2 separate regions of the Mus musculus genome follow, and region 1 is linked to region 2. The links are chromatin loops, found by intact Hi-C in ENCODE. Cell type or tissue: heart. All regions are shown on one strand. Each heading gives the region's core, and the rest is flanking DNA. Links, peaks and the distances in the headings are about the cores only.

Region 1 (15,376 bases), core at 4,103-12,102, 48 kb before region 2:
AGTCGGCAGCTGCAAAGACAGAGGGCACAGGATGTCAGGCCAGAGGGCAGACAACCCATGACATCAGGCAGGCAGGCAAGCAGGCAGAACAGCACATGTCAGGCAAGCGAGTAGGGGAGATGCAACATCAGACAGGGCAGGCAAGAGGGCACAGGATAGAAAAAAACAAATAGGTCACAGGATGTCAGGTATGCGCACAGAAAGCTTCCAAGGTACAAGAGCCAGACAGCTGTGTTTGTCAAAGCCCTTTCCTGCGTGTCAGACATCCAGAAGAGGAAGGACCACAGGGTGGGCATGCAGAAGGATGGCAGGGTGACAGTGGGGCAGGTCAGGTTCCCTCCTAAAGCCTTAAGGAAAGGCTTCATATGTATACTGAGGTGGTCTGCAGTACCGTGAGTGACGCCAGGGATTAATGCCAGGGATTGTGTACTTTAAAATGGCTAACTTGGGTCAGGCATTTTCATGTACACCTTTAATTTCAGCAGAGGCAGAAGCAGGCAAATCTCTTGGAGATGTAGCTCAGAGTACTCACCTAGCAAGTATAAGGCTCTGGGTTTGATGTCCAGCACCACAAAATAAACTAATCAATTAATGAAATGGCTACTTGCATGCTGCGGAGAGGGTAGCAGCTGAAGAGCCCTCAGCACATGACATAGCCACGCATAAGCCTGTAGACTGGAACAAATATGGCTTCCAGAAGCGAAATACCATATCCCTTCCTAAGTTCTCCAAACCCACTAAGAGTGTTCAGGGCTGCCAGGAGGAACTGCTCTGAGGACACCTGACCCCTCCACTGGGGCACCTGCTACAAAGGGTATATAACAGCTATGACTGCCATCACCCACACCCCTGAGAGTGGACAGTCTCCAGGCAGTGTTCTGCATGAGCTCCAGGAGGAGAGAAGTCTAAGCTTCTATCGTGGCTGGACTTTTACATCATGTCCTAGCTAGTTTTATGTCAACTAGGTCTAAGTTGGTCATTTAGGAAAAGGGAACGTCAGTTGGGAACATTCTGCCACCAGAATGGCCTAGGAGCAAGCCTGTGGCATATTTTCTGAATTAGTAATTGAGAGCTAGCCCACTGTGGTGTCATCCCTGGTGGTCCTGGGACGTGTGAGAAAGCAGGCTGAGCAAACCCTAAGGTGCAAGCCAGTTAACAGCACCCCTCCATGGCTTCTGCATCAGCTCCTGCCTCCAGGTTCCTGCCCCATTTTGAGTTGCTACCCTACTTCCTTTAGCAATACAGAATGTCACCTGAGAGTTGAAAAAATAAACCCTTCTTTTCCTGGGTGTTTTTTGGTCATGGTATTTATTCTATCATAGCAGTAGAAACCCTATGGGACACTGCAAGCCCTGTATCTTTTCCTCAGTACTCAGCCCTTAGTACACAGCTTTAATTCCAAACAATGAAGGTAGAGTTAGTTTGTAGAAAGAAGCACCCATGTTTGAAAATGATGTCAAATTGTGTGGCAGACAGAGTGATGAAGCAGACAAAGATTTGATGGAATAGAATATGCTCGACTCTCATAAGAAGAAAGAGGAAAGAGAAGCTACTTAAGGGGCAGTGTTGAGAGGAAAAAGGGAGGAGGTAGTTTTATGGGGAGAGTTTTATAGAGACAGGTGAAGACAGAATGAGCCAGAGAATGAGAAGGGGCCAGAAGATTGGAACATATTGCCAAAGTTAATATGAGGCCAAGCAGAGCTGTTCAGGAGAGGCCAAGAGAGAGAAAGCAGATTGAATCAGTCAGCTTGGAGAGGAGTTTGAACCAGAGCAGCTGAGTTGAACCAGCCAACTAGAGTTCAGAAGGAACTAGAAAGGGCGAGCTTATTCAGCAGTAAGTCTCAGAGGCTGAAAGCATTCTAGGCCTAGATTAGTAGACTGAGGCAGTAAGCCTCGGGGTAACAATTATTACAGGAGAATAAAAGTTACTTTTACAATTCCCAGTTTCAGTTTCCTTTCCTTCTTTAAGCAAGAGGCTCTCAGGACCCAGTTGTAGGCTTTGAAGAAGAACCCCTTGTTCCAGCCCCTCAGCCAAGGTGACAGAACTAGATCTGGGCCTTCTGCTCTACAAAGAGGGCCCTCCAACTGCATTCTCATGACCCTGCCTCTAGGCCACTTGGGTGAAATTAACAGGACATCTCTTCCCAGATAAAGAGGCTACCCAAGAAGGAAGGCAGTCCCTGCCTAGCAGTCCCCGAGACCACTGAGCCATGGCCAGGAAAACTCCAAATATTTACTTCATCGCTTGTTTTCCTCTCTAAGTACCCACGAGGTTCCCTAATGATAACTGCTATGGCCAGCATTGGGAGACAGCACTGGGCTGCAGAGAGCTCTGGAAGATGGGCCTTGCCAGCAGGCTAAGCACCTGCCCTCTTCAGAAGGAAGCACACTTAATACCACCAGCCTCATAAAGCCTTGGAGCTCTAAGTGCAATTACACTTAACACGCTTTACAAACCTCTGGCAAAGAGCCAGCGCCAGGCTTGCTGCTGTCATTACTATAATTGCTCCTGCATTACGATGATTGTAATCACTGAAGTACTCCAGAGGCTCCCTGGAGGAATGTGCCTGACCACAGGATCCCAAAGGCTCTGGGTAGCACAGCCCAGACCACTGTGAGGGAGCAAAGCCTGCAGGTGAGAAGGGGAACTGAGGATGTGCAAGGTGCTCCAGCTGGAGCTGTGCAGACACTCCTGGAGGAAACGCCTAGAACAGGTCAGCTTTCTCAGGGGAGTCGGTTAAGCCATTCCCTGACTGTTCATTGCTTGACAACAAAAAAATTCCTCCCAGGCCCATTCGGCAAACTTGATGTCACCAGGACCCTTCGAACATCATGGTCAAACTATTCTGCCTCCACAGAAGGGCACACCTGCAGCTCATCCCCTGAACTTACAAAGAGCAGAGCGCTCTGATGGTGGGACCGTCCCAGAGGTAGACAGTAACTGACACAGCTACAGACCAATCAGCCACTGAGACTACACAGGAGCTGGCACTCAGCACAACGAAGAAGCAAAAATCACTTCCAATGATCCATAGTCCTAACATGTGGAAGCAGCGTCCTGCCTGGCTCTTTCCATCAGCATTCACACCCGCTCAGCATTCACACCCTGCCTGGCTCTTTCCATCAGCATTCACACCGCTCTCAGCACCTGGCCCTGTCCCCTTTCAAGTACACTGGAAGAGAGCATTTCTTGGAGCAGCCCCCTAAGCTCCCAGAGGGTAAGCCTTGACTTGACACGGGGCTATACCGTCACTTGCTCTTGACTTCTGTCTACTACTGTCACTATTGCTAAGGGTCCCTCAAAGCCCTCACCTTGCAGATGTCCCAAAAGTAACCACACCTGCAGATTGTTTCCTCCCTGCAAAAGCACCCCACCCCCACCCCTGGGCACCCCCTCCCCCGCCCCCGGGCACCCCCTCCCTCCACCCCCGGGCCCTCTAGCTGCTCCTGCTTCTCCTTTCCCATATGTTCCCTATGGGGTTCCCACTCTACTGCCACCAGGAGCTGCTGCTCAAGATGCCAGAAAACATTCATATATTCAGAGGCTACTGCCATGAATGAACATAAGGCCAAAGATAAGCAAATATCTGCATCCTTCAAAAAGGTCCACTTTGGCAGTGCCTTGGAGGTCCCATGGTTCTGTGTCTTGCTTCAACCGTGTTTGGACGGAACAGATCCGGGGACTCACACTTTAATAGCTTCCAGCCACCTTACAAGTCTCTCCAGTCACAGCCTCCAGGACCATCTCCTCGCTGCCTTCGGCTCTTAGGACCAGCTAGCACTGTCTTCGAGGTTAGTTCCATACTCTGAATCAGCCATTATTCCACCAAAGTGGAAGCTGCTGAGAACTTGCACTGGTCAACTTGCACCTGCAGGCCTCCTATGCCTACCTCTCTCTGTGCTGTTTTGATCGGGATGACGTGGTTTTGGAGGGCGTAGGCCACTTCTTCTTCAAACTGGCTGAGGAGAAGAGTGAGGGCACCGAGTGTCTCCTCAAGTTGCAGGAGAATCGTGGGAGCTGTGCACCCTTCCAGGATGTGCAGAAACCACCCCAAGATGAATGGGGTAAAACCCAGGAGGCCATGGAAGCTGCCTTGGCCCTGGAGAAGAACCAGAGCCAGGCTCTCGTGGATCTGCATGCCCTGGGTTCTGCCCGCACAGACCCTCATCTCTGTGACACCTTGGAAAGCCACTTCCTGGATAAGGAGGTGACGCTCATCAAGAAGATGGGCAACCACCTGGCTGACCTCCCTAGGCTGGCAGGGCCACAACCAGCGCAGACTTGGCACGCCCCAGGGATCTCTGGGCGAGTATCTGAGCGCCTCACTCTCAAGCACGACTAGGAGGCCTCTGTGCCTTCCAAGGGGCTCCCTCCTCTGCTCTGCACCAACCCGCCACAGGACCTCTACCTGAATGAACTTCTCAAGCCACTAGACAGTTGCCCTGGAGCCTCTCCCACATCTTGGACCAAGTAAAAATAAAGCATTTTGAAACAGAAAACAAAAAAAAAAAAAAAAAAAAAAAAAAAAGAGAGGTCTATTTTGCTCTGTTTTCTACTTCCTGTACCTGGCAACTGGAACCAACCTGGTCATTCTAAGAGATTCTGAAAAAGGGTCGCTACATGGTAGCTGAAGTCCCTGCACCCAGGGGTACCTGGCCTGTCTCTAGCTGTGGTGATGGCAGACTGAACACTTTACTTCTCTAGACCTCAGGGTGCTCATCTGCACAGGAAGGGTCACAAGGAACACAGGCACCGTTGCAGTTGCCCTGGGACTTGTACTGTGGCAGACTACATGTTAGGCATGATTATGAAGACTATGTGGTTAAGCTATGGGGAAAATCTGGCACCTGAGATGAGCTCCACCTATCAGAGGGCCTGAAATAAGCCTGCGATCCCATACTCTGGGTGACATTGTGTCCCACGTCATTCAGAGCTTCGGCCATCTTCTGAGGAAACAGGAAGGGAAAAGCAATCACCCCAGTGCCCTCAAGTTGCAACTAAAGGCCATCTCTGTACTGTGGCTTTCCAGTTCCTGAGTGGTTTTATATTGTTTAAAACAGGATCCCATGTAGTCCAGGCTGGTCTCAAACTGGTAATCCTCCTGCCTCATCTCCCAGAGTGTAAGAATTACTGATGTGTAGCCACACATAGCTTTGTTGGATTTGTTAAAAGTGGCTACCTTCTCTGAGTTGCTTTTTTCTTTCGTTTTTTTGTTAATTTGTTTGAGACAAAGTTTCACTATGTATCTATTATCTATGACTGGCCTCGAACTTACTATGTAAAACAGGCTGGCCTTGAATTCTTAGAGATCCCCTTACCTCTGCCTCTGGAGCACTAAAATTACTGAGTGACAGGCACATGCCACCACACACCCATTCCTGGATTTTCATGGAAGTTCTGACTCCTGGATCATCTTCCCTCAGGACTTGTGATCTCCCCTGAGATCTGCACATCATGTATACACTTTTACTTAAAAGCCAAAGAGGAAGCTAGACATGGTGTTGTGATACCTGCCATCCCTATAGGAGACAGAAGGATCGGGAATTCCAGCCTGGGCTATATGAAACCCTGTCTAATTGGATGGATTGATGGATGGATGGATGGATGGAGTCGCAGAGTCCCATTCTTGACAGACCTGGTCCTTACACACCTGGCACTGTTCCAAGTTCTTCCTATGACTACACCACCCTCAGTGGCAGGACCCATTTCCTGTAATGTGAGTATGGGCATAGTTGTGATCCTAGACCTGTTGGGCAGCTCAGGGTGGAGCTGCTGGCCATGCTTCTGTGTTATAGTAGTCTAGGTGGACTTACAAAAGCTGCTGTGGGTGAAGCAGATAGAAACTAGGCATGCCAGTTGAGTGGAATGCTAGAATACAAAGGTAGGTACCACTGTCACTAGGCACATGCTAAGCAGTCTTGTCATCTGGGTACTCAGGTGATCAGAATCCAGCAAGGCCACAGTAACCACAGAGCACCACAGGATGCCTGAGAGATCTTGGAGACAGGTAACTGAGAAGTCAGAGCTCACATCTAATTTCTGGCTTCATCACAGAGACTAAAACCTACACTAAGCATTCTGCCTTTGAAGGCTTGCTTCTCACCTTCCAGGATATGGGCCAAGGCCTTTGCTCTTTCTAGAACCCACTTGCTAAAAAGATGAGAAAAGACACTGCTCTTCAGCGATCTGCCAAGGCCCAGGTCTACCCTGGGGTGACGTAAGTGACTGCTTTCTGAGGGAATCTCCCAATTGGCAATAAAGTAGATTGCCAATGATGCTCTGACAGTGATGCTCTGACTGGACAGGTCTCTGTGGTGACTGCTGACCACACTGGAGATTAAAGCCTTCATAAATCCCCAAGCTCTTTCATGTATGCGTACACGGAGTCCCTGCTTCCTCTGCCCTACTTCCCTAAGTACCAACCTCATGTGCCCTTCCGCCCACCTGCTTGGGCAGAAGACCAAAACAATCTTTGGGCCTTTGCCTTACCCCCAAAGTCCAGCCAGGGCAGGAGGGGGAGTGGTGAGGTCTCATCCAGGTACCAACTAGAGTCAGGCTATTTGAAACAGGACCATCTCTCCTATTGCTGAGTATCCAAGGAAACTTTAGCCTTAACCCAATCAAAAAATTGAAGCTGAGGAAGGGAGGCACTTACAAGACAGGAGTCAGGTCCCACCAAGGAGTACTCTAGCTTCAGGGAGTCATGGCAGCCACCCCCAGGTCCTGGCCTGCCACTGTCCATTGAGACGCTGGCCATCCCCAGAGCTTTGGTTTTGCACTGCCCACTTGGGCCACGGCTGTCCCCACAGGCTTACCGGAGAACGTTTTATCCCAGAGCCCTGGACTGGATACTACTCACCTGAGGATCCATCTCTGCCCACTCCAGTCACTGCCTAATCCAGATCTCTAGCTTGTCACTGCCCACCTGGGCATGCACTGTTCCTAGAGCCCTGACCTAGCCACTGCCCAACCCAATAGCCTCCACTCTAGAGCCCTGGCTGGTCACTTCCCGCCCAGGGATCCTCTGCCGAACAGCCTTTGCCTGCCACTGCCCATTTAAGCCTTTACTATCTTCGGATCACTGGTCTGGGCACTGCCCACTTAGTCCATGGTTGTCCCCACAGACCCGACCTGAGCACTGAGTCCCTGGGTCTTGCTGCCCCCAACCCCTGGCTCGCTTGGCATTACCCACTCGTTCCACCGCTGTCGCCACAGCACTGGCCTGGGCACTGCCTCCTTGGACCATGCTGCCCACACAGCCCCAGCCCGGTACTGCCTACTCGGGCCATGCTTGTACCCAGAGCTCCACAGTCATCCCGCAAACCTCACCCTGCTCCGCGGAGGAACCTGCCATCACTGGGAATCAAGACCCGCGGCCGCCGCCACAGACGCCTTCCAGAATCTGATGCAACCGCGGCGCCGGAAGTCCCGCCCCACCAGTCGTCTTCCGGGCATGTCCAGTAGCTAGGCAACTGCAAACTGACGCCGACGTGGGGCATGATGGGAGAATACTATGGTTTACGCTGGCGCGGAACTTAATAGACACCAAAGGGCTAAGACAGTGAGAAGCGCAAACCCGGGCTGCTGAAGAGGGCTGGGAGGGGCGGGACGAAATGGGGGAGTGGGAGGGGCGAGGAGCTGGGTAGAGGGGCGGGGCAAAACGAGTAGAGATTAAAGAGATGCAAGGGAAAGGGTGGGGCAAGGGACTCAGCGACTGGAGGAGAGGGGCGAGGAAGACGCCTTTTTCTGAGACACTCTCCAAAAGGCCACACAAGCCTGGAAACAGGTGGTTCCTGTTACACTCTCTCCTGAATCCTTTTATTTCCTGTGTGTTCCTTAATTCCTGATGTCGCCTCCCAAGACACACCATCAGAGGGAGGTTTATGAGAAGAAATGGAAAGTATTATTTTAGAAACATAGCCAGGTATATAGCGAGACCCTGTCTCACAATTTTTTTTTTTTTTTAAAAGCTCCGTTTTGAGGTTGGAAGATGGTTCGGTGGTCAAGAGCACGGCTGCTCTTCTGGAGGACACCGGTTTGATTTCTAGCACTCACAACTGCTCACAACCGGTTGTAACTTCAGTTCCATGGGATCCTAACCCTCTTTTGATCCTTGTGGGCTTTGCATGCCTGTGGTGAAAAAGACATGTGTTGTGTGTGTGTGCAGGGAAATAAATAAATACAATTATATATTCTGGTATATATATATTCTGGCAACCATGGTCTTAATTCCTGGAAACTCAGGAGGGAGAAGCAGGCAGTTCTCAGTGAGTTCCAAGTCAGCCATGGCTCCATAAGAGACTCTGTCTCAACATAAATAAATAATTAATTAAAAAATAATTGATACTTGGTAATATGTATTGTTTGGTTATGTACCCTTGGGACAAGGGACTGAGGTGCAAATTTTATATTTCAAAGCAAACCTGGCCTCCAGGTTCTCTCAGCATCCCTCAGTCCCTACCTGGCATACCCTTGCTGTAACCCTGAACTTTCCAGCCCAGGGGCTGGACTGCCCTTCCCCCAGAGGCTCTTCCCTATATAAACCAGATGTTTTGGTCTTCCTCATCGCTCCTCCTGTCTTCTCTATGTTCACACCCTTTCTCTTTCTCTCTCCTCCCCCACCATGGTGACTTCCTTGGCCTCAGTCCTTGGGGCCAGTGAACTTTCGCCTGAGAGCAGCTTCCTAATAAACCTGCCTATATGTACTCTAATCAGGCTTGAATTGGTTCATTTCATGGGCAGCAGAGAAATAATGTATCACATAGGTCTTAGTTAGGGTCTTACTGCTGTGAAGAGACACCATGACCAAGGCAACTCTTATAAGGACAACATTTAATTGGGGTTGGTTTACAGGTTCAGTGGTTCAGTACATTATCATCAAGGCAGGAGGTGAGAGTTAGACCTCTTCAGCTGAAGGCCGCTAGAAGACTGGCTTCCAGGCAGCTAGAATGAGGGTGTTAAAGCCCAAACCCACGGTGACACACCTATTCTAACAAGGCACTCCTAATAGTGCAACTCCCTGGGCCAAGCATATACAAACCCATTATATACATACATAAAGTATTAAACATATTAAAGTGATCAGAGCATATATTGCTAACTTCACAACTTTCTCAAAAATACTGTATTTTTGCTGCCAGTACTTTCTTTTTAAAGTTTTTGAGATAATTTTTATTTTACATGTAGAAATGTTTTGCCGGCATTTACATCTGTTCAGTGCCTGAGGAGGCCAGAAGAGGGCAACAGACCCCCAACAACTGGAACTAGAGACACCAGTGGTTGTGAGCTGTCACATGGTTACTGGGAACCAAAACCAGGTCCACTGGAAGAGTAGCCAGGTTCTTAATTGCCGTACTGGCTACTTTTGTGTCAACTTGACACAAGCTGGAGTTATTATAGAACAAGGAGCTTCAGTTGGGGAAATGCCTCCATGAGATCCAGCTGTGGGGCATTTTCTCAATTAGTGATCAAGGGGGAAAGGCCCCTTGTGGGTGGGACCATCTCTGGGCTGGTAGTCTTGGGTCCTATAAGAGAGCAGGCTGAGCAGGGCGTGGTGGCACACGCCTTTAATCCCAGCACTCAGGAGGCAGAAGTAGGCGGATTTCTGAGTTCGAGGCCAGCCTGGTCTACAAAGTGAGTTCCAGGACAGCCAGGGCTATACAGAGAAACTCTATCTCAAAAAAAAAAAAAAAAAAAAAAAAAAAAAAAAAAAAAGCAGGCTGAGCAAGCCAGGGGAAGCAAGCCAGCAAGGAACATCCCTCCATGGCTTCCGCATCAGCTCCTGCTTTCTGACCTGCTTGAGTTCCAGTCCTGACTTCCTTGGTGATGAATAGCAGTATGGAAGTGTAAGCCGAATAAACCCTTTTCTCCCCAACTTGCTTCTTGGTCATGATGTTTGTCCAGGAATAGAAACCCTGACTAAGACAACTGCTAAGCTGTTTCTCCAGCCCTATAACACCAGTACTTTAAAAACTAAAGCCCAGAGTATAACAGGGCCTCAGACCTTATCACAAATGACTCCATGATGAAAATATCATTCAGGCTGTAAAACTCAGCATGTAGACAGTACACTGGCCAAAACTAAAACAAAGACTTAATCCGTCAAAGTCCATACAAGTTTGGGAAAGTCTCTAAATGTATTAGCCTTGATTTACAACTTCTGTATTTCTGCTTCTGTCTAACTTTTTGTTAACTATGTCAACTGAAAACATGGTTTTTGTGCTTAAAAACTTACCCTGAGAAAGGCTCAGTGCTACATTGGGATCCTCTGAACACCCAGTGTAGTGGCTGGCCAGCTAATAAAGATTCTCTGTTGTCTTAAATCCATGTCTTTGCAGTCTTCTCTGGTGAATCCCACAACAGAGAGCGGGATGGTGGCACATGCTTGCAATCCTAGCACTTGGGAAACTGAGGAAGGAGAATTACCACAATTTGAGGGCAGCCTAGGCTACATAGTTCCAGTATAGCATCAGCTAAGAGCGGGATTCTCTTTTACAAATTAAAAACAAAACAAAACCAAAAAACAACTACCAACCATCACCAAAAAGAACTCGTAACTTTTGCCAGGGAAAATAGTGGTGAATACCTGTGACTCCAGAGATTGAGACAGGAGGCTTAGGAATTTAAGATCATCCTCCAAGGCTGGATAGATGGCTCAGAGGTTAAGAGCACCAATTACTCCTTCAGAGGTCCTGAGTTCAATTCCCAGCATCCACATGATGGCTCACAACTATCCATAATGGGGTCTGATGTTCTCTTCTGGTGTGTCTTAAGACAGCTACAGTTACTCGTATAAATAAAATAAAATCTTTTTAAAAATTAATCCTCAATTATAAGTGAATTTGATGCCAGTAGGAATTATATAAGACTCTGTCTAGAAAAAATTACTAAAATTACCAAGGCACATATTGACAAAGTATACAATTTTGGGTGGAAGAATGTCATGTGTATAATACTATAAGAAATATTAAATACTAGTCTTTTCTGTCAAACAGGTCTTTAAAAGATTTTATTTATGTAAGTACACCATTGCTCTCTTTAGACACACCAGAAGAGGGCATCAGATCCCATTACTAATGATTGTGAGCCACCATGTGGTTGCTGGGAATTGAACCCAGGACCTCTGGAAGAGCAGTCAGTGCTCTTAACTGCTAAACCATCTCTCAAGCTCCTAAAACTTTTGTTTAGGACAAAATGTTCCAGTCTTTTTATCTCCTCCATCTTGTAAAAAAAGAACCTTTATGCAAATGTATTAATCCCCTCCACACAGTCACATACATAGGTCCAGTTGCATTCTTGGGATGTAAGTGAATTAAGTTTCTGATTCCTTAGCAATTTCCTTAATTTCCTTAGCACCTGTAAAAAAAAAAAAACATTTAAGATTTATGTGTATGAATGTTGTCTTAGTCAGGGTTTCTATTCCTGCACAGACATTATGACCAAGAAGCAAGTTGCGGAGGAAAGGGTTTATTCAGCTTACAATTTCATACTGCTGTTTATCACTAAGGAAGTCAGGACTGGAACTCAAACAGGTCAGGAAGCAGGAGCTAATGCAGAGGATGTTCTTTACTGGCTTGCTTCCCCTGGCTTGCTCAGCCTGCTCGCTTATAGAACCAAGACTACCAGCCCAGAGATGGTCCCACACACAAGGGGCCTTTCCCCCTTGATCACTAATTGAGAAAATGCCTTCCAGTTGGATCTCATGGAGGCATTTCCTCAACTGAAGCTCCTTTCTCTGTGATAACTCCAGCTTGTGTCAAGCTGACACAAAACTAGCCAGTACAAATGTTTTGCCTGCTTGTATACACGTATATCATAAGTATGCCCAGTATAACAGAGGTCAGAAGAGGGCATCAGATCCCCTAGTGCTGGGACTTGAACCCAGGTCCTGTGCAAGAGCAACAAGTGCTCTCAACTTCTCAAGCCGTGAGTCAACTCTATAGCCCTACCTGTGCACCTTAAAAAACCGCAGACAATGGGGAAAAGTCACAATCACCACCTGTGTTAGAATAAGAACTGAGTAAACTTTCTATCCCTGTATGCTTGCTTGCTGTTCTGCCCCTGTGTGCCCTATGGTCAGAAGTAAAGTTTTGCTCTCATTGGTGTGCTGGTCTCTTTTCAACCCTGAATTCATTCCTAACACTACCAATAAGTATAAAAAGCGTAAGGCAGGAGCTACAGGCGATGGTCACGTACCTGTGATCCCAGCACTTTGGAGGCTGAGGCAGGAGGATGATTTGCTATACAGACAGCCTGTAAAGCTTTCATTGAGAGTGTAGAATCCAAAATAAATTCAAGACCACCCAGCCCCTTTCCCCTCTGAAGGGACTTTCCAAACTATATTAGCAGGCCAAGTGCAGAACCAGATAAGAAAGCTGGCCGACTAAACAATGCTGAGAAAAAAAAAAAAAAAAAAAAAACAAGGGCAGGCAGAGTGAGGCACTAGGCCAAAGGTAGTCACCCCATGCAAACCAACCAATGCCTGAAAGGGTCACTTGCTACACTAATTAGAACAAGCCAGCTAGCTCTGTTGCCTAAATCTGCCCCTTACAAGGTAGAAAAAGTGTGCTCTTTGTTCCTTTGGGGTCTCCTCTTGCCTGAGTGCTGAGGGACCCCAACACGTTTGGTCAATAAACCTCTTGCAGTTTGCAGTGATCTCTGTCTCAGGTCTTTGTGAGTGAGGGTCTTTCAGTGGACTCCAACAAGGGTAAATCTAAACTCAAAGGTAATCTGTGATTCAGTTTATCTCTGTTTGGTGATCACAAGTCTCTTCCGAATGGAAACCACTGTAGTCTGATTTCCCAAAGGAAATGCCTTTTGCTGTACCATTTTAGGGAAGTATATTCACAGGAAGCTCTGACCACTTTTGACCTCTAAGGCTGTAGATAAGGCCTACACTCGCAGTAACCCAGTAACCCCACTCAGCCTTTTAATATACCAAAATGTAAGATAGGGTTCTCTTTTCCATGTATAAGGAACCCAGAGAGTCCATGTGTCTCTCTGTGCATATCACTGCTCTTTCTTCGGGACTCCAAGCATTAACTTTTGATGTGGTGGCTTTTACAAATGACTGTGTGTCTGAGGCTTGGACTGCACAGATAGCCAGCCTGGGCAAAGAGTGAGATCCTGTCTGAAAAATCAACCCCAGGGGCTGGGATGATGCCTCAGCAATTAAGAGCATATGCTGTTCTTTCAGAGGACCAGAGTTCAGTTCCCAGCGCACAGTTGCTTTTTAACTCTAATTTACAGGGGATCCGACCTCTCTGGCCTCCAAGGACACCTGCACTCAGGTGGATATGCCCCCACCCCACCCCCCACAAACACACATTAATATGATATTAAAACAACAGCCAAATGTAGTGGTGCACACTATTAAAAGGCACTTGTCTAGGGTTACAGAGTGGAATTCTGTCTCCAAAAAAAAAAAAAAAAAAAAAGGTAAAAAAAAAGTGTCTGTCGATGGTGCACACCTTTAATCCCAGCACTCTGGAGACAGAGGCAGGCAATTCCCAAGTTTGAGGCCAACCTGGTCTACAGAATGAGTTCCAGGACACCCAGGGCTACACAGAGAAACCCTGTCTAAAAACAAAACAAAACAGAAACAAACAAAAGACCTATTGGGTATGATGGTGTATATTTTTTTAATCCCAGCACTCAGGAAGCAGAGGAAAGCCAGCCTAATCTACAGAGTATGATTGAGTCTCAGAGAGGGGACAGGGGGAACACTTGACAAAAGCAGGGAAAGTGTGTTTGGGCTCACAGTTTATTTACACCTTAATTAACTGGATCTAGAAATTTCCTGAGAGGTATGCCTGTAGTCACCTCCTGGGCGACTCTAGATCATTGTGGGAAGCCACATGTGCCATTGCAGGGTGGCGCTGGTTACCGCTGGCCACCACGCATACATAGGCAGTAAAGTTTTTTTTGCCAAGATGAGGTTTTGAGAGTTAACCAATCAGATGAGAGACAAGTTAACCAATCAGATGAGAGACAAGTTAACCAATCAGATGAGAAAGAAGTTAACCAATCAGATGAGAGACATGTTAACCAATCAGATGTGAGACATGCAAATGAGGTGGTAAGCATAACCCATGCATAACCAATCCGGGTGTGAGACACGCCTCTCCTAGGCCTATATAAGCAGCACCAGTTCTGGGATTAGGGTCTCTTCGCCTCTGCAATCAAGCTCTCCCAATGTGCAGAAGGATCCTGTTGCAGCGTCGTTCTTGCTGGCGAGCCAGGGCATGCACAAGAGATCATGTTGTACTGAAAACCATAATTAACCCTCAGGGGGCTAGATGGATGACTCAGTGGAACCTGGGTTCAATTACTGGTATCCATGTAGCTTATAACCAGTTATAATTCCAGCTCCAGAGTTTCCAAGGCTTTCTTATGGCTTGCATGGCACCAGGCATGGATGTGGTACATAGGCACATGCAGGGCAAAACCCCTTGTCCTGGTTAGTTGTTTTTTGTTTTGTTTTGTTTTGTTAACTTGCCAAAAGCTTGAGTTATCTCAACATTTCAACCATATTTGAAAAATTGCCTCCATAAGACAATAGGCAAGCCTGTGGGACCTTTTATTTTTTGAGACAGGGTCTCTCTAGTCTCTGTTCTGGGACTTATATGTAGACCAGAATGGCCTAGAACTCATACAGATCTGCCTGCTTTCCATTTGGAGATTAAAGATTTGGGCCATCACACTTGGCTACATTTTGTTGAAAAAATGATTGATGTGGGAGGGCCCAGCCCACTGTGGGTGGTGTCACCCCCTGGGCAGGTGGTTCTGAGGTATGCAAGAAAGCAGGCTGAGAAAGCCATAAGGAGCAAGTCTTCCTCTGTGGTCTCTGCTTCAGTTCCAGCCTCCAGGTTCCTGCTTGAATTCCTGCCCTGACTTTACTTCGTGATGGACTACAAGGTGTACAACGAAACAAACTCTTTCCCCCAGGCTGCTTTTGGTCTTAGTGTCTGCCACAGCAATAGAAACCTAACTAAAACACATCATTACATATCAAGTAAAATGTTTTTTAATTAAGAATCAACCATCACATAATACAAAGAAAAAGGAAATGGTCAAAGCACATACTGTGATATTGTACAACTTTGAGCAGAAGCACCACCTTGGTAGCATTAATATTTCAAAAAGCTCAAAGCACACAAACGGGTCTTGGGGCCTGACATCATCCCTAGTCCTGAAGTAGAAGCAAAAACACAGCTTTCAAAAGGAATTAGAAATACTTTATTTCGTACCCAAATTTCAGTGACCATGGCCCTAGAAGCATAGATTTAGGTACCCCAATTTCATGGCTCCATGGAGTTTTGTAGAACAGAACAAAAAGTTATAAAGTAAGGCGTTCTTCAGACACACTAGAGGAAG
Region 2 (15,376 bases), core at 4,085-12,084:
GGCACTGGCATTTCCGGTCACTGGTGGCTGAGCAGTCGGCCACCATTTCCTGATCTGCAATCCAGGGAAGAATAGGGTCAGGTTGCAGTATAAACCTTCACATATGCACACAGACCCCACTGTCACCTGAAAGGAACACAATGTGTCCTGGTAAACCTTCACATTCCCATCACAGATGTACGGAGTGCTAAGCAGCACTACTGGGAGTATCTCATCCTTGGGCCTCTGGGGTGGTACCCAGACCAGAGATGATGGCTTGGGAGGTCCATTGTTTAGCATCCTGTGTAATAGCATCACACTGCCCCTAAGGACTCCAACATGGGTGGTCCTGATCTGTAGACACACCTCTGCCCCACAAAGTTCCCTCTCCAGAAGCCACCATGTCCATCAGACATCTCTGAAGATGCTTTGTTTAATCACCTTATTGTTCTCTGAAGAGCACCTAGTGATCTTGTACCCAGAGCCCTAGTGGGCCCTTGGGCTCTGGGTGTATACCTTCCTTAAGTGAGACTTACTCAGTGGCTTATAAAAGAAGATGGCTTTCCCATTGGGGTGTTCGATTTTAACCTTGTGTTCAGGACACCATAAACACTCAAGCTATAAATGTCACCTCTCACAATTCTCTGAATCTAGGCATTGTCCTTTCTCAGAATACAGCAGGGAGCACAGGCAGGGAGGACTCTCAGCCCAGCTCTCTGCAGATGTCTTACAGCATCAGGGATCTGTGAACGTGGAAAATGGTTCTGTCTTTTTTGTTTTTGTTTTTGTTTTTGCGACAATATGTCTCTGTGTAGTCATGATGTCCTAGAACTCACAACGTAGATCAGGCTGTATAGAGAGAATGTCTTATGTTTGTATGGATGTGGCATCTGTCAATAAGTCTGATGGCCTATGGCTTAGGCAGGAAATAGGAGGTGGGACAACTGAGAGAAAGAAAGAATTCTGGGATAGAGCCAGGCAGGAGATTGGTCCAGGAAGATGTGAGGAGACACATGGTACCTGAGCACAGGCAACCAGCCATGTGGCAGAATGTAGACTAAGACAAATAGGTTATTCTAAGTTATATCTAGTCAGAGAAGAGCCTAGCTATATGGCCAAGGTATTTATAAATATATTCTGAGTACAAGTCTTATTTCAGGGTGCATGGAGCTGAGAGGAAGAACCAGAACCTAATTTCTACAATTAGGCTGCACACTAAAGCGTCCTTTCTATATCTGCCTCCTGTGCTCTGGAACCAGAGATGTGTGCTGGTATACTCAGCCTGTTTCCATCTCTATGCTTAGTAGATGCAAATGACAGGGCTGAAGCATGAGATACTGTAGTATTTGCCACTTAGTTTAACATGATTCTGTGGCATAGGAGTGTGTGCATAGGCACACATGCATGCACACACAAAACAGAATCTTCGCCCCCACTCCCCTCTACGTCAGAGAACAAACCCAGGCCTTCTTCTGCATACTAGGCAGGCACTCTGTGAGCTGCTTCCAGTCCTCCAACAAATGCTTAAAGTTTGTATGTTTATTGTGTATTGATTGAGTCTTACTATGTAGCTTTGGCTGTCTTTAAACTCACTATGTTGGTCAGGCTGTCCTTGAACTCACAGAGATCTGCCTTTAGAGTGCTGGGATTAAACAGATGTGCTGCCATGCTCTGCCTGCTTAAAGTTTGTGAAAAAGGTTTTATTATATTTCTATATCCTGTAAGACATCTGCAGGTGTGGCCCTCGTCTCTCTGCTGCTTCCCCAGATCTGTGTGCCCTCTGATCTACTCTTTTAGCTCTTCTCTGTGTGTCTGGGAAGCACACATGATTGCTTATCCACAGAGGTATGATCTTTCTAGGTACCAGCATGTGTTTTACTAGGTTCTGCATTCAATTGACAAGTAGAAGAAAAATTATCTTTATAAAAAAGGCAGAAGGCTATGATTGTGCTTGTTCTGACATTGATTTTACGGAGTCCTTTTTACTCATAATCAATAATTTGTGGCTTGGTTTGATTTTGACACAGGGTCTCACTGTGTAGCCTTTAGAACTGCCCTGGAACTCACTGTATAAACAAGGTGGCCTCCCAGGACAGTGGTGGTGCAGGCCTTTAATCCCAGAACTCAGGAGGCAGAGGCAGAGGCAGGCCAATTTCTGAGTTCGAGACCAGCGTATCTACAAAGTGAGTTCCAGGACAGCCAGGGCTACACAGAGAAACCCTGACTCGAGAAACAAAAACCAAAACCAACCAACCAAACAACAAAACCCAGGGTGGCCTCCAAGACAGAGACCAGCTGCTTCTGCCTTCTGTGTAATGGGATTAAACATTGTACAACCATGCCCATCGGCAGGAAACAAGTTTTATGCCAGTGGGGATTCTGTGGCTGCATTCTGGCATCCATTAGTCATGACTACTCCATCCAGGTACTTCTGACTCTAATGCCAGTCTTCATAGCTAGTCTGCCTCTGCTAAGTCACATACTCACCTTTATCACAGGTGGAGCAAAGTATACAAGCATCCAGGTAATTATCTTTCTCTGTGAATGTTCCTGGGTGACACTTCTCACATTGTCCTTGAGTATGGGGGATTTCGCAGGGCGCCTTGACAAATGTACCTGGGGATAAGGGCAAATGGGATCAGCCTTGCTCAGGCATTCAGCAATAAAGGGCTATGTTGCTCTATGTAGGCTTAACATCTTTATCACAAGTTCAAAATAATCTCTGGGCTGTCACAAAGTGCTTGAGGATCTATGAGGGCTGCTGGTTCCCTGAGCTACACTCAGTCCTGTGGACATCTGACCCTTAGGGGACTAGGAACCAAGATAGCCTAGGGTGAGTAGAATGAGATCCTGACTCCCTACTGGGCTTCCATAGGCCCATGTAAGTCACCAGGGAGTGACACTATTTGAAAGGATTAAGGGGTGTGGCCTTGTTGGAGGAAGTGCATCACTGGGGCTGGGCTTTGAAGTTTCAAGGGTCCAAGTGTTTGTTTTTTTCTTCTGCCTTTGCATATGAACAGAGAACTCTCACCTACTTCTCCAGCACCATTTTTATCTTTTTCAACCCTACCTGCAGTCAGGCCTCCTGCCATTGTGATAATGGACTAAACTTTCAATACTGCAATCCAGTAAAATGCATTCCTATATAAAAGTTGTGGTCATGGTGTCTTTTCACAGCCACATTATACTTTAAACAATCTCTAGAAAAGAGACTCTGGCTCCCTGTAAGTTGTGCTGAGTGCTTTGGGCATACAGCTTTAATAAGTTGTCACCCATGCTAGGCTCATATTACAATATGTAGTTGCATTAGTCACCTATGGGTGTGAAAGCGACCCCAATAACCTCAATGGTTCACCAAACCACACTTGGGTAAATCGCTTCTTTGGTCTGTTCTCAGTGACTATTATCACTTCCTGTTATCTGGAGTGAACAGTTGGTGTTTATGTCTCCCCAGAAATAATTACAGAACCAGGGTTCCTGATACAGAGCACATGTGCTGTTAGCTGAGAGCAGAAGAGCAAGGATGGACATTGCCACCAAGGTAGAGTGTGACCATAGCAAGCTACTTAAGCCACTTTCTCTATTGGAAGTGGTAGCAGTAGGGGCTAAGGGTTCCCTGGCACCCAAGACAAGTACAGGTAGATGAAATTAACCCTCCCAGCTCCCTTTTCTGAACCTTCCTCTCAGCTTGGTGCCTTTGGATATGGGCATAGAACTCATCATGCCTTGCAGGGTGGAGAGTTGGGTGACCCTACACTAGTGAGGCCTTGCAATGAATACTCACACCAACCCTCTTGAACACACAGAGGGCCTCCTTTAGGGGTGACATTCTGTGTACCTTGGTTAGGAAGCATCTCCTAGAGTTTGAAAGAGTAGGCAGTGGCTGAGTTGACCTCCCTGGCACACACCCTCCTCATCTTGTATAGCCACTGGTGTGCTTCAAAGGTCACCCATGTCTATGCTGTGGCATTGGGTCCCAGCAAAGAACTCACCTGCAGAACAGTTCTTGCAACAGACGTCTTTAGACCAGTATTCACCAGCGGGACATTTGAAGGAGTGTAATTCTAGCATAGCAAATTTTACCTATGAGTGGAAAAGGACAAGGGGCAGCTTATTTTTATTGGTAACTGCAGAGGATGGTTTGGATGATGGTGGAAAAGGAAGTACCAAGGCAGGGCCTCCTTGTGCAGAGCCCAGCGGGGACTATCTGATGCTACGCTGTGGCTGATGCTATGCTGTAGAACTCTGAAGCCTGCAGTTGCCCAGGAAAGCTTGCACAATACACCACTACCAAGTCTAGTGGCTCTTGGCTTTTTGCACAGCAGTATCATGCCCACCCCACTCCATCCTTAGTTCACTTTTATCATCATCATCATCATCATCATCATCATCATCATCATCATTAGCAGCAGCAGCAGCAGCAGCAGCGAATGTTCTAGCACAACTTGTGACCTACTGGGATCCTATCATCCAAATCTCAAGCTTTGATGGCTGCTTCCTATGCTGGGGCTGCAGATGGAGACACCAGTTGGAACAACTTGCAAAAGGATAAAGGAGTGATAGCTCTGCTTTGTTTTTTGTTCTCTCTTTCTTTCCTTCTTTCTTTCTTTCCTTTCTTCCTTCCTTCTTTTTTTTTGTTTTTTTTGAAGAATTGTTTATTATTTTATGTATGTGAGTACACTGTAGTTTTCTTCAGACACACCAGAAGAGGGCATCAGATCCCATTACAAATGGTTGTGAGCCACCATGTGGTTGCTGGGAATTGAACTCAGGAGCTCAGGACCTCAGGAAGAATAGTCAGTGCTCTGAACCTCTGAGCCATTTCTCCAGCCCCCCTTTTTTTTCTTTAATTCACCTCCTTCACATACTATTTCTCTAAGAACCCTAAAGCTTTAGAAGTGTTTCTAGGGCTGAAGAGATGGCAGGTAAGAGCATATGGAGTCCAGGCAGAGCAGTACACATCGTTATCCAAGCACTCGAGAGACAAAGAAAGGTGGATCTCTGTGAGTTCCAGGATAGTCAGGGCTTGTCTTAAAACAACAAGACCATAACTCCCAAAAAACAAACATATGCTGTTCTTACAGAAGGCCAGAGTTTGGTTCCCAGCAACCATGCAAGAGGCTCACAGTCACCTGTAACTCCAGTTCATGAGAATCTGATGTCATCTCTGGCCTTCTCAGGAATTGCAGACAAAAGTGACATACTTAACAACCCTTTAGGAAACACTTATACAAATAAGCAAAAGCAAATACTAAAATAAATAAATAAATAAACAAATAAATAATATCTAATTTTGTTTGGTCTTTTATTACTCAAAGCCTCAAGTAATTGTAAAGAAATAACTGGTTTTACTTTATTTTATTGTAGTACTGAGGATTAAACCCAGGGCTCACTCTGGGCACTAATTAATTAGCAATGTGCTATATTTCTAGCTCTGCAACAGATGATTTTAAAGTTGTTTTTTGTTTTTTTTGTTTTTGTTTTTGTTTTTCGAGACAGGGTTTTTTTGTGTAGCCCTGGCTGTCCTGGAACTCACTTTATAGACCAGGCTGGCCTCGATCTCAGAAATCCACCTGCCTTGGCCTCTGCCTCTGCCTCTGCCTCTGCCTCCTGAGTGCTGAGTGTGTGTGCCACCATTGGCGCAACAGATGATTTTAAAGATTTATATTTGTGTTTATGAGTGTATGCCTGCTTGAATGCATATACACCATGTATGTGCAGTGATTGAGGAGGCCAGAAGAGAACAGCAGAATCCTGGGACTAGAATTACAAACGTGTGGGTGCTGGGAACTGAGTCCTATTCCTCTACAAGAATAGCCAGTACTTAATGCACTCCAGACACTGATACATGCAACATGAAACAGAGGCAAATAACAAAACAAAACAGCAACAACAAAAAACCCCAAGAAACAAAAAAACAAGAGCGAAAACCATAAAAACCCCAAACTTTATGTGGTGATCATTGATCACATAGGGGATTGAAAGATCATGTGTGGAGCCATGATATCACACAAGCTAATAGAGCCTATAAATGAATAGGTGATTCACTATTTACCATCATCATGTCTCACTTTTCTCATCTGTAAAATGGGGATAGTAATATACTTACTATTTAGGGTTGTGAAATTAAATAATGCATATAGAACAGTTCATATGTTCCCAGGACGTTCTATCTCCTCCCCACTTCCTTCTCTGAGTAACCTACCTTGACTGATACCCAAACACTGGGAAGGAGCTCAAACTAAGCACACAAATCAACTGAGCTCTTTAACAAAAAAACAAACAAAAAACTATTGAGCACTGAGGCTCACTTCTTTATATTTGCATCTCTATGGTACATACTCTGGTAAAAAATTCTCCACAGCATCAACCCTTAGGGCCCATCTATACATTCGTGGGAGCCATCCTCATTCATACTTACCACTGTGCTCTGATCTCATACTCGTCAGTGTTGTCCAGCCTTCAGCAGGAGTCTGGTTCATAGATAGGATATCTCTCTCTCTCTCTCTCTCTCTCTCTCTGTGTGTGTGTGTGTATCTGTCTGTCTATCATCTATCTATCTATCTATCTATCTATCTATCTATCTATCTATGTATCTATCTATGTATCTATCTTTGTATCTATCTATGTATCTATCTATGTATCTATCTATGTATCTATCTATCTATGTATCTATCTATGTATCTATCCATGTATCTATCTGTCTGTCTATCTATCTATCTATCTATCTATCTATCTATCTATCTATCTATCTATCTCTTTCTGGTGGTCTCTGCTATCTATCTATCTATCTATCTATCTATCTATCTATCTATCTATCTATCTATGTATCTATCTCTTTCTGGTGGTCTCTGCCCATTTAATTCTGTCAGGAATTCTGCTCTTAACTGCTAGGCAGGAGTCTTCTTTTTAGGGTTCCTAGGTTCAATACCTTCATCTTGATTCATCGTCACCATTATTATATGTTGAAGCTGACACTTCATCACTGCCCTGAAGGCAATACTATTTTACCCCTTGGAAATGGCCTGCTTCACCTGTACTTACACTTAGGAAGGACATGACCACAGGTTAGACAGTGGATTTAGTAGGATATCTTCACAGCCTATGTCTTTAATCCCAGCAGGCAGACCTCTGAGTTCAAGGCCAATCTGGTCTACAGAGCAAATTCCAGGACAGTCAGAGCTACACAGAGAAATCCTGTCTCAAAAGACCAAAAATCTACACACATGCCCTATTTTTTAAAATTTCAATATTCTTTGAGGATAGTCTTTTTAAAAAATATTCTTGAAAGAGATGTTATCTTCAGTCTTTTATTTTTATTTTTGACTTTTACAGGACAGTGTCTCATACACAGTCTGGCTGTTCTAGAACTCACTATAAAGATCAGACTAAACCCAAATTCACAAACATGTCTACCTCGTCTCTCAATTGCTAGAATTAAGGGCGTGCACTACCCGGCCCAGCTCATCCTCAGTCTTTCTTTGGAGTACCTTCATTTTGTGGCATTATTTGAGATGATCACCATTTTTTCTTTACAACAACCTTAAAACATCAACAACAAAAACAACCTAATATTGTCTAGATTGTTTCTGGGGATTTCTGGAGGACAAAATGCACCACTTTTCAGGCGGTGCCTGGGCAGGCATGGAGCCCCAGAGCCCTAATAGGGATGGGAAGAGATTTCAGGGTCAAGGGCCATCCCATGTGAAACCTGCCTGTGAAATATGTTCGAAGTCCCTCAAAGTGCTGGGAACTTTGAAGTCACCTCTGAGTTGCATATCCTCTGGCCCCTTGCCCAGGAGATTCCCAGGGAAGCTGGATGCCCTCTGGGTCCATTTCTGTGAAAGCTGCTCACCAGCAGCTAGCAAAGAATTACTATTAACCAGCTCCTAGGTGGTTTAAAGAAATGCTGATTACATGTAAGTGGTCTCTGACTGCTCAGATACTATCTTAGAACAATCTAAGGGTTATTTTGTTGTTGTTGTTGTTGTTATAACTAAAGATCTGAATGTGTTACAAAATGGATATCCTTACAGGTTATAAAACATAAACCTTTTTCTGCCTATTTTTGGGATGAAGACTCTTATGAGAGAAAATTGACATAAAATTAAGTTGGCTGTAACTAAAATGTCATTTACAGGATCGTCTAGGTTTTTTGTTTGGTTGTTTGGTTGGTTTTGAGACTCCTTATGTAGATCAGGCTGCCCACTAACTTAGGTTTAACTGCAGTTTATGATTAAAGAGACAAGAAGCGATCTCGGGACGAACTTAGCAGAGACCCGAAAGGCCCAGGAAAGGCATAGCCAGGCCTTCCACACAGATCCTTTTGTAGTAGTTAGTACTACACCCCAAGACCAGCCGGGCCGGACCCACCCAAGGCGCACAGTCGCGCGGGCCACTGCAGTCCGCAATGGCACTTTCCGGAGTCGCCTTCCGATGGACCGCTTTCTGATGAGAAAGGGAGGAGAGGCGTGTCCACCTTGTCCCGGAGCTCAGGGACCAACCGGACACACTTTCTCTGGCTACCCGCTTGGCCATTCCCCTGCCTCTGCTTCACCTCCTCAATCCCCCAACTCTGGACCACTTAAGAGCAGACGAAGTTCTGAAGTGTTGGTTGGCGATGCCCAGGCTGATGGCACAGCCCGCCATCAGTTCACCGCCGGCAGTAGCTTTCCTCTGCAGTCCGGGGATCCGGTGCCCAGAGCGAGTCTCAGCTCCGCAGGGCCATATCTACTCACCTGCAAGGGCAGATTCAGCAGCAGCAGCAGCAGCAGCAGCAGCAGCCGCCGCCAAAGGAACCAGCGACTCAGACTGGACACCAAGCTGCAGAAGAAGCCAAACATGGCCGAGTGCAAGCACGCCGCTGCTGCTCAGCTGGGAGGAGCTGCTGTGGTGGCCACGCCTCTCCTCAGCGGATTGGTTCCTGTATGGTTGCCTTATCTCGTGGGCGGGTCCAGCGCCACCACTCTTGCCTTCCCACCACAATCAGTGCTCAGTAATATCTAGTTTTCTATAAATAACGTAATTTTAAATGCCTATGACGTTATTAACAGAATCATATTTGTTATAAACAGCAAGTTAAAGTCGAATTCTCTGCCTTCGTTTGTTTTTCATTACGGTATACTGCTCTTTATTATAAGTTAATTAAAAATTTTCCTGGACCTGAGTGGAGGGAGAGGCATGAACTATTGTTGGAATCGTTATAAAAGTCAGACTGCAGCAGACTGTAAACCTTCTCAAAAGCAACAAACAAAAAGAGGAAGATAAGCTACAACACACACTGTCTTAGCTCAACACGGAGAAGTTTGAAGTAACTCTATCCCTGTAGCGTTCCTGTGAGTGTTCACTGGTCAATGGTCTGGAGCAGCAGCTGAAGGCTTCACTGTCAGGGTCTGAGGGGCTGTGTGGGACTCGCTGACTCTGAGGACCTCAAAATATCCAGGACTGGTAGGCACTCTTCCAGTTCTGGGGTTGGGGGGTGTGTGTCGGGGGAGGAGGGCTGTATGAACATCCCTGGACTGTGAGTCCCTCACCTCTTCTTCCTTTCACTGTGTTTAGCTCCACTGTGTGTGCCAATCCAAGCTCATGGGACACAGGACATTTAAGCCAAGTCTACTAGCCTAACACAGGAAGTAGAACGCTTATTTCTCTAGGGAACTTGGGTTGGTTCATCTGTTCCACCCGGCCCCTCCAGGTATTCGAAAAAGTGGCCCACTACCAGCCCCATCCATCTCCCTTCCAAATGCCACTTCCTCTTTAAAATGAGGGAGGACTCAGAGTCCTGGATTTCAATGGCTGCCCCAAAGAAGAGGAGCGTGACTTCAGGCACCTGGTACTCTTTAAATCATCTCTTGCCTCTCTCCCTAGGGCCAGGGAGTGGAGCCTGTGCCCATCTGCCCTCACCTAGGCTGGGGAGTGGGGGCGGCCAATTCCTTGGCCAGCCTGATCCTCTTCTATTTCTTGTCTTCCCTCAGGCTGGTGTCTGCTCAGGAGTAAACCAAATCAAAACACAAACAAGTGTTTAGAAAGTTTGGTTAGTTCAACACGCTGAACTGTCCCCCACCCTTGGGAAGCAGAGGGAAAGTAGAGGAAGGGAAGAGGAGAGGAGTGTGCACTTGTGGATGCTGTTGTCCCACCAGTCTCTGAGTAGCTCGGGAGCAGGGGGAGGCTAGTGGCTTTCCTTTTCTGCATACAGTTTACAGATCTGCCTTGTCCCACACTGTAGGTGGAGGGGAGGTGAAAAGAAGAGGCCTGTCTACCCTGGGCTAGATATTTGTGCTCCAGGTCCTTCTCTGCCCTCTGCCCTTTGCTCCTTTAAAACATTTATTTTAAAATGTGTGTGTGTGCATGTGTGTGTGCGTGTGTGTGTGTGTGTGTGTGTGTGTGTGCGCGCGCGCCCGCGCGAGCGTCCGTGCGCACAGGTGCCTCCAGAGGCTCGAGGTGACATATCTCCAATAGCTTGAGATACACATGGCTGTAATCTGCTTGATATGAATCTGGAGATCAAACTGGTGTTCTCTGTAAGATCATAGCATCCTCTTAATGGCTGTATCATCTCTTCAGCCATTTCTACCCTTGCTCTTTAAGGTGGGATGGAGGTGCCAGAGGCTGGACTCAGTTGGTCCCTCAACCTAGGGGAAAAATCAGGGTCCCGGTACTCAGGTGGGCAAGAAGTTGGCCAGTGGCAAACAGACACAAACACAAGAGAGTTTTGTATCTGAATGTAATTTCTCAAAGTGACCAACAGATTTATATTACAGAAGAAAACAAGGAAGTTAGGGGACACATCAGCCAAGGTACATTGAAGTCATCTGATGCATAATGACAAAAAACAGAGAAATACATACATAAAAGACTAGCAGGAACCAGGCAGTGATTACAACTGAGATAAAAGCAGCCCTATCTAAAGTCAGCTATTCTAGGAGCCAGGTGAAGATTTCACACCCTAGTCACAATTCTAGTCTACTGTATAACCCACCACCAGGGGTCCCTTAGTAAGCACCTAAGTGTGGTATTCCTCTGAGCCTTGTGAAAACTTGCACCAGGGGTTTTTCACTCTTGCTAACCTTTTCATGAATAATGCAATACTCTAGTCATCCTTAAACTACAACCCTCCTTCTTCCTAGACCATTGTAAATTCCTGCATATGGGAGTGACTAGGCTGTCATTCTAAGTGTTTTGTGGGGGACCTCCATTTACCAGAGGAGCCCAGCAACTTTCCTCTATTAGGGAATCTAGTCTGTCTAATATGACTATAATAAGAATTCTAAGCTTTCTTTGTTAAACTTGCCCCGAAATTTCTAACTCTATCCAGTAAATTGTAATGCCTGATTTCTTTCACTATCTCTCTTTCAACACTGGAGGCATTTTGTCTGAATGAATAATGTTCTTACGAAATCCCAATCCCATGTTGGGCTCAACGACTGCCTAGGATATTGGGACACCAGTGAAGGCCAGAAAGCAATGTTCAATCTAACTTAGCTATTTGTCAAATCATTCCTTTGGGGCACCTATAATAAAACAATACTGAAGGAAAGCACTCAGAACCCTCCACCAACTATCGCAAGCACAACTGTGGACCATATTTATTTATGGGATGCCAGAGACTCTCCAGGAGACCAGTTTCCATGAAACTTTGTGCCTCAGAACTTCGGCTAAGCTTTTGGACTTGTCATACTGACTCCCCTGGAGTGGGTATGGCAATGAACTGAGCAGGCAGGCAGGCTGTGGGAACGTGGGAACAGGCCTCGGGCATGAGAGCATTGACCCCTTCCATTTCTGACCTGGACCAGACGAAGAAGCAAGAGACAGACACGTACTCATGCGTAGTTGAGGTACAAGGGGCACGCCCAGGCCAGGTTGTTAGATGCACACAGCCTGAAGGGCACTGATTGCAAAGACTCACAATAACAGTATGCATACCCCTGGTAGTGAGGGGCTGCGGAACCTCTGAACAGCTGCAGGGGTCGGGGTGGTGGTGTGGAATACCTGAGAGAAGGCAGTGGGAGCAAGCAAGTGGGACTGGACTTTCTACTAGCAGCTGGAAGGGGCAATGGGGGGAGGACATCTTTCCCTGACCCACGATACTACACAGAATATGGGTGGCAAGGGCAGCTTTCCCATGCCCCTACCACCAGAGCCAGCTGAACTGTGCTGTCCAGGCAAGGTATAATGCCTACTCTCTTGTGTGTTGCAGCCAGTGAAGGGCAGGGAAAGCTATGCCCAGGCCTTGGACATCAATATGGTTCCATGTGCCAGCCTATGGCACATCTGCAGGATCTTTGGTGGTAACCACATGAGCCACAGATATGAGCCAGAGTTCCCTGCTACTGCATGCTCACAGACCAAAGCATGGCCCTCAGCAGCAGCACTGGCCAGGATTTCACCATGACCTCAGATGGTAGGGCAGACTACTCACATCAGGCTATTCCTCTCTACCTACTTCATAGTGCTTCTTTTTTTGTGTGTGGCTCTTGAATCACTTTATTTACGTAGTGTCTTGTCTTCTCTAGTGTCTTTTTTTTAATTTTGTTTTTCCATTTTTTATTATGTATTTAGCTCATTTACATTTCCAATGCTATACCAAAAGTCCCCCATAGCCACCCACCCGCACTCCCCTACCCACCCACTCCCCCTTTTTGGCCCTGGCGTTCCTCTGTACTGGGGCATATAAAGTTTGCATGTCCAATGGGCCTCTCTTTCCAGTGATGGCCGACTAGGCCATTTTTTGATACATATGCAGCTAGAATCAAGAGCTCCGGGGTACTGGTTAGTTCATAATATTGTTCCACCTATAGGGTTGCAGATCCCTTTAGCTCCTTGGGTACTTTCTCTAGCTCCTCCATTGGGAGCCCTGTGATCCATCCATTAGCTGACTGTGAACATCCACTTCTGTGTTTGCTAGGCCCCGGCATAGTCTCACAAGAGACAGCTACATCTGGGTCCTTTCGATAAAATCTTGCTAGTGTATGCAATGGTGTCAGCGTTTGGATGCTGATTATGGGGTGGATCCCTGGATATGGCAGTCTCTACATGGTCCATCCTTTCATCTCAGCTCCAAACTTTGTCTCTTTAACTCCTTCCATGGGTGTTTTATTCCCACTTCTAAGGAGGGGCATAGTGTCCACACTTCAGTGTTCTTTTTTCTTGAGTTTCATGTGTTTAGGAAATTGTATCTCGTATCTTGGGTATCCTAGGTTTTGGGCTAATATCCACTTATCAGTGAGTACATATTGTGTGAGTTCCTTTGTGAATGTGTTACCTCACTCAGGATGATGCCCTCCAGGTCCATCCATTTGGCTAGGAATTTCATAAATTCATTCTTTTTAATAGCTGAGTAGTACTCCATTGTGTAGTACCACATTTTCTGTATCCATTCCTCTGTTGAGGGGCATCTGGGTTCTTTCCAGCTTCTGGCTATTATAAATAAGGCTGCTACGAACATAGTGGAGCATGTGTCCTTCTTACCAGTTGGGGCATCTTTTGGATACATGCCCAGGAGAGGTATTGCTGGATCCTCCAGTAGCACTATGTCCAATTTTCTGAGGAACCGCCAGACTGATTTCCAGAGTGGTTGTACAAGCCTGCAGTCCCACCAACAATGGAGGAGTGTTCCTCTTTCTCCACATCCACGCCAGCATCTGCTGTCACCTGAATTTTTGATCTTAGCCATTCTGACTGGTGTGAGATGGAATCTCAGGGTTGTTTTGATTTGCATTTCCCTGATGATTAAGGATGTTGAACATTTTTTCAGGTGCTTCTCTGCCATTCGGTATTCCTCAGGTGAGAATTCTTTGTTCAGTTCTGAGCCCCATTTTTTAATAGGGTTATTTGTTTTTCTGAAGTCCACCTTCTTGAGTTCTTTATATATGTTGGATATTAGTCCCCTATCTGATTTAGGATAGGTAAAGATCCTTTCCCAATCTGTTGGTGGTCTTTTTGTCTTATTGACAGTGTCTTTTGCCTTGCAGAAGCTTTGCAGTTTCATGAGGTCCCATTTGTCAATTCTCGATCTTACAGCACAAGCCATTGCTGTTCTGTTCAGGAATTTTTCCCCTGTGCCCATATCTTCAAGGCTTTTCCCCACTTTCTCCTCTATAAGTTTCAGTGTCTCTGGTTTTATGTGAAGTTCCTTGATCCACTTAGATTTGACCTTAGTACAAGGAGATAAGTATGGATCGATTCGCATTCTTCTACATGATAACAACCAGTTGTTCCAGCACCAATTGTTGAAAATGCTGTCTTTCTTCCACTGGATGGTTTTAGCTCCCTTGTCGAAGATCAAGTGACCATAGGTATGTGGGTTCATTTCTGGGTCTTCAATTCTATTCCATTGGTCTACTTGTCTGTCTCTATACCAGTACCATGCAGTTTTTATCACAATTGCTCTGTAGTAAAGCTTTAGGTCAGGCATGGTGATTCCACCAGAGGTTCTTTTATCCTTGAGAAGAGTTTTTGCTATCCTAGGTTTTTTGTTATTCCAGATGAATTTGCAAATTGCTCCTTCTAATTTGTTGAAGAATTGAGTTGGAATTTTGATGGGGATTGCATTGAATCTGTAGATTGCTTTTGGCAAGATAGCCATTTTTACAATGTTGATCCTGCCAATCCATGAGCATGGGAGATCTTTCCATCTTCTGAGATCTTCTTTAATTTCTTTCTTCAGAGACTTGAAGTTTTTATCATACAGATCTTTCACTTCCTTAGTTAGAGTCACGCCGAGATATTTTATATTATTTGTGACTATTGAGAAGGGTGTTGTTTCCCTAATTTCTTTCTCAGCCTGTTTATTCTTTGTGTAGAGAAAGGCCATTGACTTGTTTGAGTTAATTTTATATCCAGCTACTTCACCAAAGCTGTTTATCAGGTTTAGGAGTTCTCTGGTGGAATTTTTAGGGTCACTTATATATACTATCATATCATCTGCAAAAAGTGATATTTTGACTTCCTCTTTTCCAATTTGTATCCCCTTGATCTCCTTTTGTTGTCGAATTGCTCTGGCTAATATTTCAAGTACTATGTTGAAAAGGTAGGGAGAAAATGGGCAGCCTTGTCTAGTCCCTGATTTTAGTGGGATTGCTTCCAGCTTCTCTCCATTTACTTTGATGTTGGCTATTGGTTTGCTGTAGATTGCTTTTATCATGTTTATGTATGGGCCTTGAATTCCTGATCTTTCCAAAACTTTTATCATGAATGGGTGTTGGATCTTGTCAAATGCTTTTTCTGCATCTAACGAGATGATCATGTGGTTTTTGTCTTTGAGTTTGTTTATATAATGGATTTCATTGATGGAATTTCGTATATTAAACCATCCCTGCATCCCTGGAATAAAACCTACTTGGTCAGGATGGATGATTGCTTTAATGTGTTCTTGGATTCGGTTAGCGAGAATTTTATT

Evidence for each region. Hi-C counts contacts between places; a loop is a spot of excess contacts. Peaks named below come from ENCODE experiments on the same cell type or tissue, not always from the same donor. Only the 100,000 strongest peaks of a DNase experiment are listed, where the experiment ranks them.
Region 1: it touches region 2 in a loop (2.7-fold over the local background); 2 of 42 quality-filtered maps call a loop at or near these places.

What each region holds. Positions count from the first base shown.
Region 1 is chr7:143,592,652-143,608,027 of GRCm38, forward strand. It overlaps Cars (cysteinyl-tRNA synthetase), which reads right to left and starts at 7,439. Exons shown (of 23, transcript NM_013742.5): 1 at 7,331-7,439; 2 at 1-9. The coding sequence starts at 7,355. It overlaps Gm15579 (a long non-coding RNA gene), which reads left to right and starts at 7,453. Exons shown (of 2, transcript XR_870064.3): 1 at 7,453-7,562; 2 at 7,972-8,207. It overlaps Tnfrsf26 (tumor necrosis factor receptor superfamily, member 26), which reads right to left. Exons shown (of 8, transcript NM_175649.5): 8 at 15,034-15,376. It also overlaps the pseudogene Gm15580. In heart, for the core only: a CTCF peak has its summit at 9,225 (motif pointing right); a DNase peak (open chromatin) is centred at 7,480; H3K4me3 peaks cover 2,199 bases; H3K27ac peaks cover 1,438 bases.
Region 2 is chr7:143,640,810-143,656,185 of GRCm38, forward strand. It overlaps Tnfrsf22 (tumor necrosis factor receptor superfamily, member 22), which reads right to left and starts at 8,855. Exons shown (of 6, transcript NM_001311145.1): 1 at 8,718-8,855; 2 at 3,972-4,062; 3 at 2,467-2,595; 4 at 1-54. The coding sequence starts at 8,822. In heart, for the core only: no CTCF peak of the experiment used is centred there; a DNase peak (open chromatin) is centred at 8,872; H3K4me3 peaks cover 799 bases; H3K27ac peaks cover 383 bases.